2 separate regions of the Homo sapiens genome follow, and region 1 is linked to region 2. A link is a contact called in ENCODE Hi-C or POLR2A ChIA-PET data. All regions are on one chromosome and are shown on one strand. The core of a region is the stretch at or near the end of the contact, and the rest is flanking DNA. Distances in the headings are between cores, read along the strand shown.

Region 1 (3,655 bases), core at 423-2,922, 7.7 Mb before region 2:
TCCTGGGATTATAAGCGTGAGCCACCACACTCAGCCTCTTTTTTTTTTTTTTTTGAGACAGGGTCTTTCTCTGTTGCCCAGGCTGGTGTGCAGTGGCATCATCTCAGCTCACTGAAATCTCCACTTCCTGGGCTCAAACGATCCTCCCGCCTCAGCCTCACCACACCCGACTAATTTTTGTATTTTTTTGTAGCGAGAAAGTCTCGCTATGTTGCCCAGTCTGGTCTCAAACTCCTGGACTCAAGTGATCCACCCGCCTCAGCCCTGCAAAGTGCTGGGATTACAGGCGTGGGCTACCACTGCCAGCCACTTATCATTCTTTAGCCTGCCTTTGTGAAGTGCCTACTCTGTATTGCATGATCTCGTTATCTAGCCCTGTAAGGTTGGTGGCATTGTCACCATTTTATATGTAAGAAAATTAAAGTGAAGAGATGCTGAGTAACTTACAGAAGGTTAAACAATCAGTACTCAGCAGAGGTAGGATCTGAGCCTTCTAAGAAAGTTAACTTAAGGAGCATACTATGAAACTTTAAAAACCTTCCTTAGTCTGGGCACGGTGGCTCACGCCTGTAATCCCTGCACTTTGGGAGGCTCAGGTGGGCAGATCACTTGAGGTCTGGAGTTGGAGACCAGCCTGGCTAACATGGTGAAACCCCATTTCTACTAAAAGTGCAAAAAATTAGCCAGGTGTGGTGGCACACGCCTGTAATCCCAGCTACTCAGGAGGCTGAGGCAGGAGAATCGCTTGAACCTGGGAGGCAGAGGTTGCAGTGAGCTGAGATCACGCCATTGCATTCCAGCCTCTGTTATATTTTTTTCCTAGACAGGGTCTCGCTCTATTTCCCAGGCTGGAGTGCAGTGGCACAACCATGGCTCACCACAGCCTTGATCTCCCAGGCTCAAGCTAATCCTCTTGCCTCAGCCTCATGAGTAGCTGAGGCTACAGGCAAACCCTACCATGCTGGGCTAATTTCTTTTTATTTTCAGTAGAGACGAAGTCTTGCTATCATGCCCAGGCTGGTCTTGAACTCCTGGGCTCAAGTGATCTCCTGCCTTGGCCTCCCAAAGTGCTGGGATTATAGGCGTGAGCCACCAAGTCCAGTTATTTTTATCTATTCTTGATTTTTGTCCCATCCTTTTTACTCCTCCTGATTAACCAGAATCATTTTAAAAGCTGCAGGTCAGAGTTCTCAGTAAAAGGTGATAGTTGGAATATATGCATTTATATGCACTCCACCCAAACTTCACCATAGTGATGAAAAGGGATATAAGAGGAGTAAACCCTCAACTACAAAGAATACAGGACAGGAAATGACAAAAGGGAGAGCTGGTGATGACATTTGGGTGCTCAAAGGTAGATGGGCAAATGGCGACTGACTGACCAGACTGGGAAAGCTAAGTGCCTGTGAAGGGCGATAGCCAAAAACTGACACCTCAGAACTTGAAATCAACTAAAACTTGGGGATACTGGGTGCCTTTGAAAGCGTAAGTATGGATAGGGCTAGAAACAAGAGAATTGGTTAATGGTCTGTGTGAGAAGTTGCAATCCTGTAAGAGGCCCTTCCCCGCAGAGACAGAAGTCTGGCATTGTCTCTACAGAGCATGCTGGAGGGTTTCTAGGCTCAGAGATAGGAGACCAAGCTGGAGACTGGGCACTGTGCCAAAAATGAGGGCTCTGTGACAGTCTTGCTAGGTGAGAGTTTCCCAGCTGCTGCTCCCAGCTTGGCCGTCTCTTGTTTTAGTCTGTCGTTTGATGTGCATCCTCCAGTAGCTTCCCAAAGGGGAACGTGGGCTCCTAGAACCATTTGGCTCTTCCAACACTGACAGCCAGACTTACGGTTTCCTAGGCCAGAGGCTGGAGACTTCTTTTTCTGAAGAAACTGACCAGTCCATGAGAAAAATCCTCCAGATACTGAAATTTGGGGGTTTTCCCAACAAAATAGCCCCTGCAAGCTCCCTGTTCATGGAAGCCCACCTGATGGTAACTTCTCCCTTCCTCCTCTCCACTTCCAAAACACAGGGCTTTGGGCAGCATTTTAATGCCTCCCTGAATATTTCAGGAAAACTCATAAGAAACAAACATAGGATACTGAAATAAAGTAGGGAGCAGAAGAAACTGAAAAATAAAGAATCCTTAGAGTTAGTGACATGCTCATAGAAAACCAAGCAAATGGCAAAAAGTGCAGTTATTAATTCCAAGGAAACCCAAAAGGTGTACAAGAAAAGATTGCTTATAGCCTGTGTGCTTGACTTTGTGGGCATAGCAAGTTGCCTGTGGAGACCGACTTCATTCACACTCCTCAGGAGAGTGTGTGCTGAATGAGGACAGACCCACAGCACCCCCAGGGCGGGGCTCAGTGCCCTGCAGAAGGTAGGCAGGCGTATTTGTCAAGAGACTGTGAACTGCCCATCTAGGGAAGCTTGTCTCTTCCTTTATTTCCTAGCTTAGTTAATGGAAGCACTGGCCACCTGTCTGGCTTCCCTGTGTCTGAGAAAAGTCTTGTGGAGGAGATGGTATCACACAGATAATTACAATACCACAGGTATATAAACAAAGAAGGAACAGCTGGGAGGTTAGGAAACCTTCCTAGAGCAAAACCTCATCTTTGAGTTCCTAGTGTTTAACACATTCTCAGTGCTGAGTAAATGTGTGATTGGTTGAATGACTGGAACTCCTTGAGGAAAAGTGTGGTAGCATCAGCCTTTAAGTAGAGAGGAAAATAGAAAAGATTGTTGGGTCCTGTGGCAAGGAAGAAAAAAGGCTCACGGAACTGAGAGGTGTCCTGGGGACTTAACTGTTAGGTGATTCCTCAGTATTTGATCTTTTCTTTTCTTTTCTTTTATTTCTTTCTTTTCTTTTCTTTCTTTTCTTTTTTTGACACAGAGTTTCTCTCTATTGCCCAGGCTGGAGTGCAGTTGCATGATCTTGGCTCACTGCAGCCTCTGCCTCCCGGGTTCAAGTGATTCTCCTGCCTCAGCCTCCCAAGTAGAGATTACAGGCGTGCGCCACCACACCCAGCTAATTTTTGTATTTTTAGTAGAGATGGGGTTTTACCATGTTGGCCAGGCTGGTCTTGAACCCCTGACCTCAGGTGATCTGCCCGCCTCAGCCTCCCAAAGTGCTGGGATTACAGGCGTGAGCCACTGCACTCAGCCCTCAGTATTTGATTTTGAAGTCTAATGGCCTGAATACCTAAATACTCATGGCCTGTGGAGCTGTTAATCATTTTTATTTTCTGTCCTGTTGGAAGAAAGGTGTTAAGGAAAAGACAGAAGTAATTTATATTTAAAGTAAAGAGAAACTAAGGAGGAACCTTAGTTCCTTAAAGAACCTTTTTTGCTAGACAGGCAACTGTAGAGAAAGGCTTCTCCCTAGCCTAAGGTCCCTGGAAATTTAAACTAACCAAACTAACTTGAAACTAACACCTCACACCTGAATGGACTTGGGAGTAAGACAGCCCTGGGTTAGAATTCTTGTTCCATCACTGTCTGGTAAGGTGACCTTCAGCAAGTGATTTGACCTCTGTATACCTCAGTTTCCTCATCTGAATTATCTAGGGGGTAATAGTACCCACTTTCCAGGGTATTGTGAGACTTACAGGTGACAGTAGACATAGAGCAGGGCCACAGGCTGATAACACACAGGCCCAATCTA
Region 2 (3,664 bases), core at 148-2,647:
TGAAGGCAGTATTTTAAATGGAAACATTTGGCGTGGGAGTGGCAACATTGGTTATATTGAGACAGAACCATGGGATTATCAAGGTTTGACCCCGTAAAGGGTCTTGATTCCTGGAAAAAGAGAGATTCAATAAAAGGCTTGTTTTTAATAGGTGAAAACTGAGGTATTGACAGGGGAAGGAAGCCACCAAATCAAACCTAGCAATGGAGCCATCCAAGCACAGCTTAGCTGCTTAGAGCACACCACTTGGGAGAAGGCAGCTCCGGCTTTGAATCCTACCACCATTTACCAACTGGGTGGCCTGAACAAGTCTCTCAACATCTTGGAAGCCTCAGCTCTCTCATCCATAAAAGGAGGATAGGAAGACTTTCCTTTTGGTAGAATTCAAGGATGAAACGAAATGGTACATATTGTATGGCACATAATAAATATTCAATAAAATTATTATTATTTTTTGAGATGGGGTCTCGCTCTATTGCCCAGGCTGGAGTGCAGTGATGTGATCTCAGCTCACTGCAGCCTCTGCCTCCTGGGCTCAGGTGATCCCCCCCACCTCAGCCTCCCAAGTAACTGGGACCACAGGTATGCACCACCACGCCTGGCTAATTTTTTGTGTCCTTGGTAGAGATGGGGTTTCACCATGTTGCTTAGGCTGGTCTCGAACTCCTGAGCTCAAGTGATCCGCCCGCCTCAGCCTCCCAAACTGCTGGGATTACAGGCATGAGCCACCATGCCCGGCTATAAAATTATTTGTTATCACACAAGTAATGCAGTTACTGCAGAAAAACTGGAAAATATAATATTTTAAAACAAATATTTAAGCAGGTTTTCTTTAAATCATTGAGTAAGCCTTAGTTTATGTGTTATTCATATGTATTTATAGATCTATTCGTATTTTCTTTCTATATCTCAATTTACAAGGGTAACTCCATTTTGCAATTAGCTGAAATACATTAAGATTGGAGTTTTAGTGCTGCAGTTTAAACAGCCACCATCTGGTTGTCCTTCGAAATTCTGTGTCTTCAAAAGCCGAGTGAGTCATGGGTGTGAATGAACACAGACAAACCCCATCAGCCGTGTCTTATGACTTTTTTATTTATCACTGCATTCTCAGCTGCCGCTGCCCAAACTGAACCTTTAGAAATATCCCAGGCATTCTGAATGAGTTTAGGGTATAAACTGTTAGCCAGTTCAGACTGGCAGAAGCTCTGTATATTATATGCTGCCTTTAAGAACAACAGAGACAAACCCTCCAGTTTATTTTTAAACAGCTCCTCTACAAGGGTAACAAATTAATAAACAATTGAGAAATTATTTCAATCTGTACTTAGGGATTGCGAGACAAGATTCACTCATCTTGATGGCTGACTCAGAACCCAGGGCAGATAGGGCTAACATCAAGAAACTCCAAGGAGTAAGAAACTAAACTGGCAGGGCGTGGTGGCTCACACTTGTAATCCCAGCACTTTGGGAGGCCGAGGCGGGCTGATCTCTTGAGCCCAGGAGTTCGAGACCAGCCTGGGCAATGTGGCGAAACCTCTACAAAAACTACAAAAATTAGTCAGGCATGGTGACGTGTGCCTGTAGTCCCAGCTACTAGGGAGGCTGAGGTGGGAGGATCACTTTAGCCCAGCAGGCAGCGGTTGCAGTGAGCCAAGATTGTGCCACTGTGCTACAATCTGGGGGACACAGCAAGACCCTGTCTCAAAAACAAAACAAAACAAAACAAAAAACTTCCCATCCCCTTTCTTCATGTTTGGTAAGGTGTTTGTTGTTGTTGTTGTTATTGTTTTTACCAAACATGAAGAAAGAGGATGGGAATTAACATCCTTTGAGTTTCAACCGGCGTTCTTTCTAACAGGAAGCCCCCGGTCCACTGAAAAGAAAACACGAACGTTTTCAACCACTTACTACGATGAGAAATACATTTATCTACAAACAAAGCTACATTTTTAGAAAAGATCACTGATCTCATCTATGTCATTTTTGCCCCTTAAATGTCTCCTAAATCTGTCCACTTTTGTCTGTTCTTACTGCCACCGGGTCATCCGACCCATCTCCAATGTGCCCCATACTCTTCTTTCCTATAAAGCCCTCCTGATGCTGTGTGGCCCAGCTGAAATTGGGTTCAACTCTGAAGTCTTCAACAAGGCCGGCCAGACACAGTGGCTCACATCTGTAATCCCAGCACTTTGGGAGGCCAAGGCGGGCGGATCACCTGAGGTCAGGAGTTCAACACCGCCGGGCCAACATAGTGAAACCCTGTCACTACTAAAAATACAAAAATTAGCCGGGCGTGGTGGCAGGTGCCTGTAATCCTAGCTACTTGGGAGGCTGAAGTGGGAGAATCCCTTGAGCCTGGGAGGTGGAGCTTGCAGTGAGCCGAGGTCGTGCCACTGCACTCCAGCCTGGGTGACAGAGCCAGACCCTGTCTCAAAAAAAAAAAAAAAAGCAAGCATATGAGTACACAAAACCTTGTACATGAATATTCATAGCAGCATTATTCATAATAGCCAAAAAGTGGAAACAATTCAAATGCCCATCAATTGATTAATGGATAAGTGAGATGTGATACCTTCATACAATGGAATATTACTCAGCCATGCTACAGACTGAGTTATGTCCCTCAGAATTCATATGATGAAGCCTTAACTCCCACCATCTAACTGTATTGGAGATAGGACCTTTAAGGAGGTGATTAAGGTTAAGGGTATATACCTGATCTGGTAGAACTGGTACCCTTACAAGAAGAAGAAGTAGAGACACCAGAGAGCTCCCTCTCCCATGTGATGACCCAGCAAGAAGGTGGCTGTCTGCAAGCCGGGAAGAGAGCCCTCACTAGAACCTGACCATGCTGGTTCCTTGATCTCAGACTTACAGTCTCCAGAACTATGAGAGAAGAAATGTCTGTTGTTTAAACTGTCAAGTCTGTGGTATTTTATTATGGCAGCCTGAGCTGACTAATACAAGCTGTAAAAAGGAGTAAAGTACTGACACATGCTACAGCATGGATAAACTTTGCAAACATTGTGCTGAGTGAAAGAAGTCAGTCACAAAGGATTACATATTGAATGATTCCATTTATATGAACTGTCCAGACCAGGCAAATCCATAAAGAGACAGAGTAGATTAGTGGTTGTCTGGGGCTGGGAGGATTGGAAGTCTTGGGAGATAATGGCTAAAGGGTGTAGGGTTTCTTCTGGGGGTGATGAAAATGTGCTAAAATTCATTTAGTGATGGTTGCAAATTCTGTGACATCTGTAGTATCTGTGATATACTAAAAGCCATTGAGTTGTACACTTTGAATTGCATGATATATGAATTATATCTCAATAAAACTTTTAAAAAAAGAAAGATGACATTTCAATAATGGTCATCTCTAGGCGGTGAGACAGAATCACCCACTTTTTTGTTTAGTTTTCTACAAAGAGCAAGTATTACTTCTACAATCAGTTAAGAAGAAAGTTATTTTTAACAATTCTGTTAAAACAAATGCCAGCCCTATTCTCCTTGTCAACAAAGCTGATAAAACTTACACCTTTGCAAGAGTCAGATATGCTCTAATGACAACTCCCCCGGGCCAGGCTTCCCAGTGTTTAATGTTCTTCCCCATACATTATCTCATCTGAGATTCACAAGCTGTCTGTGTTATAAGCAAGGAAAA

The links. A loop is a pair of places that touch in the nucleus more often than their neighbours do. ChIA-PET counts read pairs that join two places held with the same protein, here RNA polymerase II (POLR2A).
Region 1: a map of ovary shows a loop between it and region 2 (30-fold over the local background). The contact joins two enhancer-like sites. A Hi-C loop is called at or near these places in 1 of 168 maps with a recorded cell type or tissue (ovary). POLR2A ChIA-PET finds 5 or more read pairs at or near these places in 1 of 52 experiments (T-cell).

The regions. Positions count from the first base shown.
Region 1 is chr16:27,524,373-27,528,027 of GRCh38, reverse strand. The region is part of intron 6 of GTF3C1 (general transcription factor IIIC subunit 1); the gene reads left to right. Among named protein-coding and RNA genes, the nearest start is that of GTF3C1, 24 kb to the left of the region's middle. RefSeq lists a silencer at 1,471-1,671. Within about 2 kb of position 1,672, at least 5 of the 41 ENCODE cell types and tissues checked have a DNase peak (open chromatin) inside an H3K27ac peak, as active enhancers do.
Region 2 is chr16:19,842,869-19,846,532 of GRCh38, reverse strand. The region is part of intron 8 of IQCK (IQ motif containing K); the gene reads right to left. Among named protein-coding and RNA genes, the nearest start is that of GPRC5B, 40 kb to the left of the region's middle. Within about 2 kb of position 1,397, at least 4 of the 41 ENCODE cell types and tissues checked have a DNase peak (open chromatin) inside an H3K27ac peak, as active enhancers do.